Linked DNA regions of Homo sapiens: region 1 is linked to region 2. Evidence: chromatin contacts called from ENCODE Hi-C or POLR2A ChIA-PET data. All regions are on one chromosome and are shown on one strand. Each heading gives the region's core, a stretch centred on a gene start or an enhancer-like site at or near the end of the contact. The rest is flanking DNA. Distances are from core to core; before and after follow the strand shown. Region 1 holds the start of GLCE (glucuronic acid epimerase). Region 2 holds the start of FEM1B (fem-1 homolog B).

Region 1 (5,716 bases), core at 2,149-4,648, 880 kb before region 2:
CTAAAATTAATTTATCTTTACATAATTAAATATCCAACAAACTTAACATGTTTTAACATTTTACTTAGGTCTGTGTCTTTTCTTATTTTGTTGTGCTACCCACCCCACCCTGCACACCCTTATAATTTTCAGATACTTGAAATACCCTTTTCCTTCATTAGTATACACGGGTACAACTGGCAATACTGACAAAAGCCTTATAAATACTGTACATTTCACCATTTGCATAGTGACTGAAATGTTTTAATTTTAGGGTTTCTCTAACTTGTACTTAAAAGTAATGTCTGCTCATTGAAATAGATTCAAGTAATATAAAACTATAAAATTAAACCGCTCTCTTCTATGCCTCTGCAACTCCCTCCTGAAGAATCCAAACATGGTTAAGTCTGATGTGTATCCTTATAGGCTTTTGTATGCTTACGTAGCACAATCATCTACAAAGAGTCAACATACATTTAACACCTAAAACTCTACTGATTGTAATTTAATCTTTCTTTACTAATTCAGAAGGCAGTTAACTATTTTGCTTGGTTTCTTATTATCACAACACACATCAATCGTATCATCATTCAGGGGTTACTAAAAAAAGAGAGCTGAATCTTAAGTACCTTGTGTATTTCTTCCTTAGCAGTATCACAATTTTTAACTGTATTTATTTGTTTTCTTCCTCTCTCTGGACTTAAAGGGGAAAGTCACATGACAGCTTTAATCAGTGTACATCCAGCGCTGTGACACCTAGCAGATAATCAAATATGTGTTGACTTATCAGTCTATGCCTTACTTAGAAATGATGAAAGCTGCTTTTTAGAAAAAAAAAAGTTTCTGAAACCTGCTTAATTTGTTCTTTGTCTTTCTCTCAAAAAAAGGAAAAATAAGATCTGCTTACAGGTTTGGGGGCTGTCATTCCAACCAAATATCTGCTCAAGCAATCAGTTGTGATAGCTGTAAATGTCAACCAGGTATTTTGGTCTGAATAACAACAACAACAAAACTTATTTTAAACCCTTCAAAGTCTTAAATATTGCTGTGCGGGATTCCTTTGTTTTTCAAAATGATGTAAAATTCCAAAATTAAGTACATTATCCCTAATCTGTCTGGTTCTAAGATCAGAAAAAATGACATCTTTTAAAAAAAATTGTATCTAAGAGGCCTGGCATGGTGACTCACGCCTCTAAATCCCAGTACTTTGGGAAGCTGAGGCTGAAGGATCACTTGAGGCCAGGAGTTCAAGACCAGACTGGGCAACAGCGCAAGACCTTGTCTTTAATTAATTGAATAAATAAATAAATAAAATTAGTGAGGCGTGGTGGCACATGCATGTAGTTCCAGCTCCTCTACTGGGGGTGGGGATGGGAAGCTGAACTGGGAGGGCTGCTTGAGCTTTGGAGGTCGAGGCTGCAGTGAGCCATGGTAGCGATGCTACAACCTAGCCTGGAAGGCGGAATAAGTCCCTGTTTCAAAAGAAACAAACCAAAAAACAAGAAAAAAAAAAAACTGACACGAAGAAAAAGACTAAGGCAGGCAAAATTATTTGCTTTGGTATACTCAAATTTGTCTGTTAACCCCAGATTACATATTTACAGAACAGCTCTGAGTACGGACTTCACTGCCTGCCACATTAACTTTCATATACAGGCCTCTGTGATAGAGTAACTAACCAAAAGAAATGTCAGGCAAACACATAGGCTTTCTCACCTATACGCTGTTTTTTTTTTTAACCAATACACATACATACAAGTCATTTTATTTAAATCCCACCTACGCCTACGCTAGTTACCAAAACCTCTGTAATATCCAAGGCTAAATACACTTTTACAATACAATGAAACTGTTAAGCAGAATTCTCTAAAAAAGCTCGATTAACCATCCTTACAGGTCACAGAAAACGTTTTTGCAGAGTTCTAGCTTTGGGATTTCAAATTCCATTGTTTTCTGGAGGCTGAATTTGACGTTATCCCTCTCTACAAATGCTTTTCAAAGGACAGAAAGAAGCCAGACAGAACACGCTTCCCTGCACTATCCGACTCTGCCTAACATTCACTCAGGCAAGACTTCAGAACAGATCTAATCATGCAGGATGAGCAAAGCAGACCACCACCTAGGAAAGCAAGCCAAAATCAGTCTTCCCCACCCTCAACAGATTCCAGTTGCTCAGGAGCTGTATCCACGCTCAACCTGCGGACACCGGCCTCCTAAAGAACCTGCAGACCAAACGCCCACCTAAGGTGCTGCCACTCTAGCTCCCGGAGCTCCAGCGAGACCAGCGCGCCCCCACAGGGATCCCGGGGCAGAGAAAAGAAAACTGCAGAACAAACGCACTGCTTCTTCAACTAGGCAACAACACCGATCAATCCTCCAACTAAGCATTGAGTAAATCTCATCCAGAGAGAAGGAGACCTGAACAAAAACGTTTCAGGATGCTGCCCAGCCTGCGCGGTAGCACCAAAGCCCTCTCCCGCCCTCAGCGGACCCAGCGCCTGCGGAGCCGCGCCCACCCCGAGAGACTGCCCGGGGGCCAGCTAACTCGCCCCGTCGCCCCCAAAAGACTGGAGACCATGCCAAGTTACCGCCCCGCTCCGGGCAAAGCAGAAACCCCGGCCAGACGCTGGTCGCCGCTACACACCCTCAGCCCCCAACAACCCCCCAAGGCGGCCCCGGCCCCAGCGGAACGGATACATCGCTCTCTCACCCGGAGACACCGATGAACAGACCCCTCTCCCCAGAACCCGGACACACTGCTTCTTCATCCCAGCAATGCGAAACGGACGCCCACGCCCGCTCAAAGAACCCCCAAGACCCCGATGATCTGCCTCCAGAGACAAGGTTTACACCGGTGTAAACCTTGCTAAACTGCATTCTCTGCCCCAAAGAGCTCGGGACCCGGGTAAAAAGACCCCTTGTCCCGGAACCCCGCTACACCACCTCCAAGAAGCTCAAGACCCTGATAAATCTCCCTCGACGTCAAAGACCTAGGACCCCGTGTGCCGCCACCCACCCCTACCCCAAGCCGGAAGAGCCCCCAGGATCCCTAATACATTGCCCCCTCACCTCGGGAGCTCCGGCACCCGCTACACCGCCCTTGGGCGCCCGCGCCCGGATCCCACTGCACCGCCTCCTCGCCCCCCGGACTCCCAAACCCCGCCAAGCCTCGCGCCCACCAGGCAGCGCCGCGCAGCCCCCAGAGCCGCCCCCGTCAGGAGCCCGCCTGCTCCGGCTGCTCCGTGTCCCCGCTCCCCGACCGCTCCTCAGCGGAGACGCGCTCCGGGCTTTCTAACCTGAGCAGCGTCGGAGGGCGAGCAGACACGGGAGCCCTGAGGAAGAGAAGGAGACAGCAGAGAAGGGGTGGCTCAGGCCTGCGGTGCCGCAGCTCCAGCCTCTCGGCAAGGAAGCGCTTGTGTGAGGAGAGCCCTCCCGCTCCGCGCGCAGCCGGGAGACCGAGCCACCGCCGTGCCCGCAGCTCTTCCCGCGAGATCCCAGCCACGGCAAGGGGCGGGGCCACGGCGGGGGGCGGTAGCGGCAGCTCCTCGAGTGACAGTCCTGGCAGCCTGTCGGCTGCAGGACGGGCGGCAGGACTCGGAGTCTACTACGACCAATTGTAAAAAAGGAAAGGTGATTCTCCCCGCCCCTTCTCCGCCCCTCTTCTTCTCCGCTCCTCCTTAATAAACTGTGAGCAAAGGTAGTAGTGACCAGAAGTAGTAGGAGGCAGTGGACTTTCGCGGTAAGGTAGCTCGAATGACGTGACGTGCTTGGCTTGTGTGTGGTCCTGCTAGGCCGCCGTAGATACACCTGGTTTGGGGAAGAGGCTGGTCTTCACACCGGTGTAAACCGAGGTGCGGTTACCCTTGGTTACAGCGCTGCCCGAAGTGCGCTGGGGATTCCCATCTTCCAGGTTGAAGGCCCACCCACTCCGGTTACCCGCGTCTAAACCTCCATTTAATTCCTTTCCCCGATTTGGGCCTCTCCTCCCTCTCCACCTCAAACAGGGCACCATTGTTAAGATGCCCATGTTTTCCAAACCCCAACCCAGGACATCTGGTCTGACAAAGAACTCGTCTGATGACTGTATTTATTTCTACATACAGCCTTCCAGAAGAATGAAAAGCAAATCTCGAGTTACCAACATAACAAATTCCAAAATTAATGAAAAGTCGTACCTTTATAGACCCCAGTGCCCAGTAGTATTTGGCACACCCAGGGCACTGAATAATGTGAAAGGAATGAATTAAGACTGTTAAATATATGCAAATCTCGAGTTACCAACATAACAAATTCCAACATTACATGAAAAGTCGTACCTTTGTAGACCCCAGTGCCCAGTAGTATTTGGCACACCCAGGGCACTGAATAAGGTGAAAGGAATGAATTAAGACTGTTATACTTAAATATATTAAATCTGGACCTGGCCCCAGAAAATTCGGCTTTCCTAGCCTTTCCTCTATAATGTGAGCCAGTGGCTTCACCCTTAAATCCAGGCTCTTCATTATTATGCCTATCCTGTACCTTCATTCATCTTACCCTCTTCACTCCCTCACCCACAGCAAGAAGTGCCCTTTCTCCTCAAGGTTAAATCTTGCACCTGTGCCCTGGATCCCAGCCATTCCCAGATTTTATTCAGCTATTCTTTCTTTCCCCATTATTAATTTCTTCCTCTAACCTAAATCTTTCTCCCACAAACATAGTCTCGCCCATCCTTTGAACAGAACAAAGCCACCCAATCTCTTCCACCCAAACTACCTTCTCCTTTCTCCTAGGAATCACACTTCTTGGGAAACATTATATTTGCTGCTGAGCACTGTGGCTCATGCCTGTAATCCCAGCACCTTGGGATGCCAAGGTGGGAGGATTGCTTGAGGCCAGGAGTTTGAAACCAGTCTGGGAACATAATAAGGCTCCCCTATATGCAAAAAATAAAAAACTAGCCGGGTGTGGTGGCACACACCTATAGTCCCAGCTATTCGCGGTGGGGGAGGCGGGGTGCTGAGATGGGATGATCGCTTGAGTGTGGGAGGTTGAGGCTGCAGTGTACTGTGACCAAGCCACTGCACTCCAGCCTGGGCCACAGATTGAGGCCCTGTCTCTAAATAAATAAATAAAAGTATACTTGTTGTCTCCACTTTCTCATCTCTTATTTTTCCCACTACAGCGTTGCTTTTGCTCACACAATCTGCTATTCTTTCAATGGTTACAAAAGACCTCTTACCTTCTAGAATAATGGTCTATTTTGGGGTATCTTTCTCATGACCTCTCTCAGCTTATTGACAATGCTGACATCTCTTCCCTTAGTAGCTGCCTAACTACATTCTCCTGATTCTTTGGCAACTCTTCTTTTTTTTTTTTTTTTCCCTGTCCCTTGTCCTGGTTTGAAAACTTGCATATTTATGTCTCCTTATCTTATAGCCACACCTTGTGCATAATATGAAAAATGGCCACACACAGTTGCACACTTTGAGTGCCAATAAGTGGCTGAGACAAAAGCTGTTAGAAGAGTCCAGAGGAGGAGACATGGCTGTGAGGCTTGAGCTGGGTCATAATGAAACACTACGTTGGCCATATAAATCCAAGGCAGAAACGGAGGCCTTTCAGAGGAGAAAAATAATGTGAACCTGAGCACAGAGAAAAGGATGTGGGCTGAGCCTGGGCTGTAGGTCGACAGGTTTGACAGATAGAAGATTCCTGCAGAGAGTAGCGGGAGGTAAGATTAGAGAAAAATCAAATA
Region 2 (5,942 bases), core at 1,763-4,262:
TCTTACTCTTAGTACTTTATACAGGGATCACCAAAATCTGGGCTCCAGCTCTCTCCAGTCTCCCACAATCTCTTTCTTAATTGCCCCAACTTGAATCCCTTCTTGCAACAGCACTGAAACACTAGTCACTGCAAGGGCACCAAGCTGCTGCCCCTCTTCTTCATGTCCTACTACTATTCTTTAAAACACAGCTCGAACGTCACCTCCTCTGTGAAGCCTTTCTAGATTCCCCCCGGATAAAACAGCACTTCCTTTCCCTGTTTTCTCTCAGTAGTCCAAATGATTTCTACAACCCTAAATGGCATGGCATCTGCAAATACTCATTTGTGTTATTAATTTCTCTCCCCCCACCCAGACTGACATCCTCCAAGACAAAAGAGTATGTTATTCATCTCTGCATATCCAATCCCTACCACAGAACCTAGCACGCAGTAGGTGTTCAATAAATGTTTACTTACCGAACTCATTAATTTCTCTGGCCAGTACAGAACATTGGGCAAGATAAGCCACTACACAGGCTCAATGCTACATTTCTAGTCATTTCAGGTTCTTTTAATTGCCACCTCAAAACATCTCTTTGACGACTGAAAAAGATGGCAATAAGCAAAACCTTTCGAAATTCTTAACTCTTTTTTCTCCCCACTATTCTCCCTTATGCACATTGCCTCAGCAGCAGTATTCCCAAGCAGCTGTTATTACAGAAATTCATATCTCAATGACTTCATATGCCTATACAGGTGGAACGGTACTGGAGGTTCAGAGGTCACTGTGCTTCACTCCTTCTCTAGGTGCGGGAATGCAAGGAGTTACAGAGAAGACACGAAAGCCAGTAAGGAAAAGCAAACATGAATCAGGTTGCCATCTTTGGTCAACATGAAAAAAAACATCTCCTTAATGTGTATAATGGTGATACCCGTGATATAAGCCATTGCCCATGGGCTACCATTTCATTAAGATGTAATGCTATGAATATTTTCCACTCATCTAAAATAGAAGAAAAAGCTTTTATTGTTTAAACCTAAAAAAGAATCAACCGAAACAGAACATTTCCCTAGTCATCTTAAAGAAGAAATGTTTTTTTCAGTCGAGTTTTAGCCAGGCAGTTTCTAATCACCAAAAACTAAAGATATATATTTTTATGCTCAGACCCTACTGACTTCAAAAGAAAAAAAAAATGCTAAAATAGCTTATGTACTACCACAAGTCAACCAAAACATATGTAGCAAAATCGTTATACAGTTGTAATCTGTAAAACGTGTTATAATCCTCCAGCATAGAAAAGAGGATAATGTCAAACCTGACAATTCTGGTCAAATACCCAAAAATTCGTACAATTAAACTCAAAGGGCAAATCTTAGGCATAACAATGTGCATTTTTAAACTTCCCACCTCAACTAACAGTAAATGATCAAGCTTCCCCACAACATCACGGGATAAGATGTAATTTAAGAATGGCATCATCTCCCACATCAGGTCCAATGCCATCTTAGTAGCCAATATATCTACACCGAGCAACGTGGAGGAATCAGAATCATGTCTTGAGATGTCTGGCTGCGTGACAATCCCTCATGATGCTGCAGCTGCTGCTGGTTCTAGGTGCTTATTTTGACATTAAAGCCCAGCAGCCCACTGAAGGTTTTACGGAACCACTCACTTGAAGGGAGTAAAAATGGATGCCCAAATAACTCTTTCGGAGTTCTTCAATGTTAACCGCTGACCTCCTTAATTTCTGATCAGTTACATCACCAGTTCCACTAAAAGTAAAACCTGGAAAGGCAGCCACCTCCTCCAAATGGCTTGTTCACAGACTATCTAGTAGAGAAGACGACTATTAGATTTCAAGGCCGAGGGTGTGGTTATCTTCCCACAGAGGGAATGAGGGGTAGGGGCTGATGAGGACGGGCAGCAAAACATGGGATGGATTATTAGCCCTGGAAGATGAAGTGGGCATTAGTGGGGCAGGAGGTGGTACAAAAAGGGGAGAAGTGAGTACCTACATGAAGAGAGGGTAAGAGAGGGTGAGGGAGGGGAGGGCCCGTGAATTAACGAGTCCGCGCGCGTCGGAGAGAGGCTGGCTTGGGATGTACCTACCCGTCGAAGCGGACGGTGCCAGTCTGCTGAGTCTGCACCCGGTAATGTTCTAAGAGCAAGCGTACCACCTTTGCGTGTCCATTGCGGGCTGCGATGATGAGGGGCGTGGAGCGCTGCCCTCCCTGCTGGCTGACATAGCCAAGCAGATAGCGGATGTCGCTTTCAGACCGGTTGAGAAGCAAGGCGGCCAGAGTCAGCACCTTGCCCTCGCTGGCCGCCTTGTATACATAGCCAGCCAGGCCCTCCATGGCCGCCGCCAACTCCAACACCCGTTTGGTCGCCACCGCTGCAGCTGCCGTGCGCCCCCGGAGGCCGCGTTCGCCAGCGCTTTAAACCTGGGCCCTCACAGCCCATTCAACAGGGCGCCGTCGCCGCCGCCGCGCCCAGGCAGCAGTGCGGCCCAGGGAAGGCGGAGACGCAGAGGAGGCCGAGTGCCGCGAAGGGCACGTCCGCGACCCAGCCCGCGCAGGGAGGAAGGCGGTCAGGGCCGCCCGCCAGGTCCCAGGCGCCGGCCCTGGACCGAGGGGATCTCCATGGCGGACGCCGCCCCGGGCCTCAGGCCGGACCCCTCCTTCCTGCGGGATGCGACAGGCGCGTGCCCGAGCTACGGGTCGCCGGCCGGGTCCCGAGAGGACCTCGCGCACCCCGGATGGCGAAAGATGGGCGCGTCTCTCCTGACCCGGCCCACCCGGCCTAAGGCCTAACACTGCCTCCTCCTGCGCTTTCCGCCCTTCGCCGTCCCTGACTGGAGGAAACCTGCAGGCTCTCGTCCGCCGAGCTCAGAAGTGCCAGGCGCTGCCAACGGCCCCGGAGATCCTCGCGTAGGGGCCCCCGGGGCGATGCGGAACGCTCCCGCAAGAGCGGCGCCGGAACTTGGGCGGGGAGGAAGACGAGCTTTCGCAGACAGGGCCGGGAGGAGAGGGCGGGAGCGGGAGGGACGCTAAGTGGGGTGTCTCCGCCTAAGCCGACCGGCGGGCACACGCGGGCCCGGTAGAGAAAGGTTCTGCTGCGCGTAGTTGGCCCATCCCGTTTGGGCCTGGATGTCCTCAATGTCCTTGACTCCTGGAACCTCCTCCTGGCCCCTAAACGGCCCTGAGGGTCTCCAGCCAGGGAGTGGGGGCGGAGTGAGGGCGCTAAGCTGATGGGCTAAGGAGACCACCCTATTTTACTATAGACGGTGCGGGTCCTGCTTCTGCCCCTGAGCCGGGGTTAGGGAAGGGGTTGCGCGTACTCGGAGGGTCCATTTCAGGAAAAGGGCGGCGTTTCTGAGTTCCCGAAATGTGGGAGGGCTTGAGAGCCACAACACCAGGCTCTGAGAAGGGACTGGAAGTACGGCCTGACTTTCCCGGAGAAAGGGGTTAAGTGTGAGAGAAAGATGGGAGCGAAGGGGAGCTGCGCTCGCGGTGGAAGGAGCGAGGTATCCTGGGAAGGAAAGCGAGTCCCGCGTTCAGACAGAGCAGGAATCTCATCCTGAGCCGGCAGAACCTCCGTTTTCTCACAGACATCACAAGATTGTTGTTAGGATTTGAAACGATCGTTTATCCAATGAATATTAGAGGTCGACTACGTGCCAGGCTCTGCTTAGCACTAGGGATTCAGTAATGGAACAAATAAGTCAACAAATGATAGACAAGATCAGTTGAACTGGTATCATTACCATTTGCTCTGAAGCAAATGAAATAGAATGATGGGGGCACTCATTTAGTTTGGGTGATCAGACAAGACCTCTATGACAAGTGACAAGAACAGACGGTATTCTAGGCAAAGGGGACAGCTAATATAAAAGTCCTGAGGAGGGAACAGTCTGGTGAGCTCGGAAACAGAAAGGTCAGTGTGGCTGCAGCAGAGTGGGCCACAGTAAGAATGATAGATGAAGTCAGAGGATGCAACACACGTTAGGGCCTAATAACCCATAGCAAAGGGTTTAAGTCTACTCTGTGATGGGGGCATTTGAAGGGTTTTAAAGAGGGAAGTGACAAGATGCTATTTGTGTTTTTTAAAAAGATCACTCTGGCTGCTGTATGGAGAATAAACTCTGGAAGGCAAGAGTAGATAGGGGGACAGGCCTTGGATTAGGATGGTAGGAGTGAATGGTAGGTGATGAAGCTTCTGGGACAGTCTCAAAAAACTCAATATGAAAGTGACTTCCTCCCTCTTCCTCCCTTCCCCAAAGGACAAAATTTACCATAGAGAAAGAACAAATGCATTTATGTGGCTCCAAGGGACTGGGCTCGGCTCAACAAGTTCACATACATTATTTTATTTGAACCCCACCATTCCAATTCTAGGAGGTAAAGGCCTCACTTCCATTGCAGCTATTGGTGGAGGTGTGGGTCACTTCTCAAATTCTCTCCATTCTACAGCTCAGCTTTACCCACTTATTGCAGATCCCTACAGAAACACGAGTTATTTTTCTCCTTACCATAAACAAAAACAGCATTGGCAATAAGGGCTGAAGGTAAGATTCTACTGGTAGCGTCTCTGAAATAGCTGATAGAGAAGTGGGGGAAGCTGGCTGGTTTATTTGGGGACTTCAGGGTCATGAAAAAACCCAGTGTTTGACAGGGACCCAGGCTTTTTGGTCTCGGATTCACACATTCAGATGTGTGATGACTTCCTTTTCTGGCTCCATACGGCAAGCATGCACCTCATCTACCATCTGTCTCCTCTCTGCCTTTCTATCTCTCTCTGTCTCTCCATATCTCTAACTCCGTCTCCCTACCACCCTCCCTCTCCTCTGCCAACACACTTTGATTACCTGGGCACAAGCTGACCTGGAGGAGTGCCTGGCTCTTTAGAAAAACCATCTCCTCATAGCCTTTTACCCTATTATGTTCCTGAATCATTCTACATTCTATTCCGAACCAACTTTCTGAAGAAGGTGATGTAAAAAAGTCCAGACACAGGCCCCTTCTTCCAGTTTTGTTTTCTAAGGGAGACCTGATTCATCCAGACTCATTGCTGAATAAGAGACTCCCTTCTTCCTCGTGCCCTCTCTACCTCAGTTTGGTGGTATAACTGGATGGGTACTACAAGGGGTGACTGCTCCAAGGGTCAAGCTAGAGAGGGGCTCAGAACTTGCATTGTGTGGCCTCCATCCCAAGATGGGAATACCTCTTTGCTCCAGCAGCCCAAAGTCAGGAGGTTTGGGCTGCTGTTTTCTTCTGTGTTTATCAAAGTTGCTTCGTATAGGCTTCTGGGCTCCCTTGGTTTCTTAATAGCTATTGGCTGACTGGAGACTATTTAGTTGCTTGTTTACCTGGGCTTAGAGGGTGACGTTTCTGTGGTCAGGTTGTGCAAATCTGGAGAGAGGATATGTAAACAGGACAAGGCTGCTTTCCCAAAGGCCAGGGCCCAGAAATAGTTCCTTGTGCTTCTGACCTATTTCCTCCTCCCTGGACAGAAAGCCACTGAGCAAATGTGCAATAGTAAAACATAACTACAAGTAGCTATATCCTGATGGAGATTGATTTGCTGATGACAACAAACTGCAGCCTTCCACCTGGAAATAAGGCAGGACTGACCTTTCCCCGCACTTTGCTTCCTAGGCATTATAGTGGCCTATGAGCAGAATTTGCCATGCCTTCCATGGAGCATTCTTTTTCCAAGTCAGGTCAATCCAGCCTGCAGCTGTAAGTCAATGAAGTTCCTCAGATAAAGTGCATGCAAAAATGTTATTTTTCAAGCACCAGTAAAGACACTTGTTTTAATCTTATACCCCTTGCACGTACTATAGAGGAAGAGGGTGACCCTTAGTGTTGAATAGATCTGGGTGGGATTTCCATATCTATGGACAAGCTGTGGCTCTGGGCCAGTTTCTACATCTGTACAATGGAGTCAAATCTTTTCCT

The links. Hi-C counts contacts between places; a loop is a spot of excess contacts on that map. ChIA-PET counts read pairs that join two places held with the same protein, here RNA polymerase II (POLR2A). Pooled maps may share reads with other maps.
Region 1: a loop to region 2 is called in a map of CD8-positive, alpha-beta T cell, with 11 times the contacts of the local background. The contact joins the promoter of GLCE here to the promoter of FEM1B in region 2. A Hi-C loop is called at or near these places in 1 of 168 maps with a recorded cell type or tissue (CD8-positive, alpha-beta T cell) and 10 of 50 pooled maps. POLR2A ChIA-PET finds 5 or more read pairs at or near these places in 2 of 52 experiments (A549 and GM12878).

Annotation. Positions count from the first base shown.
Region 1 is chr15:69,158,317-69,164,032 of GRCh38, reverse strand. GLCE (glucuronic acid epimerase) reads right to left here and starts at 3,398. Exons shown (of 5, transcript NM_015554.3): 1 at 3,276-3,398. It also overlaps the pseudogene LOC100421574. RefSeq lists silencers at 3,019-3,128, 3,329-3,538 and an enhancer at 3,236-3,736.
Region 2 is chr15:68,274,815-68,280,756 of GRCh38, reverse strand. FEM1B (fem-1 homolog B) reads right to left here and starts at 3,012. Exons shown (of 2, transcript NM_015322.5): 1 at 2,092-3,012. The coding sequence starts at 2,339. RefSeq lists enhancers at 2,173-2,372, 2,115-3,016 and a silencer at 2,403-2,732.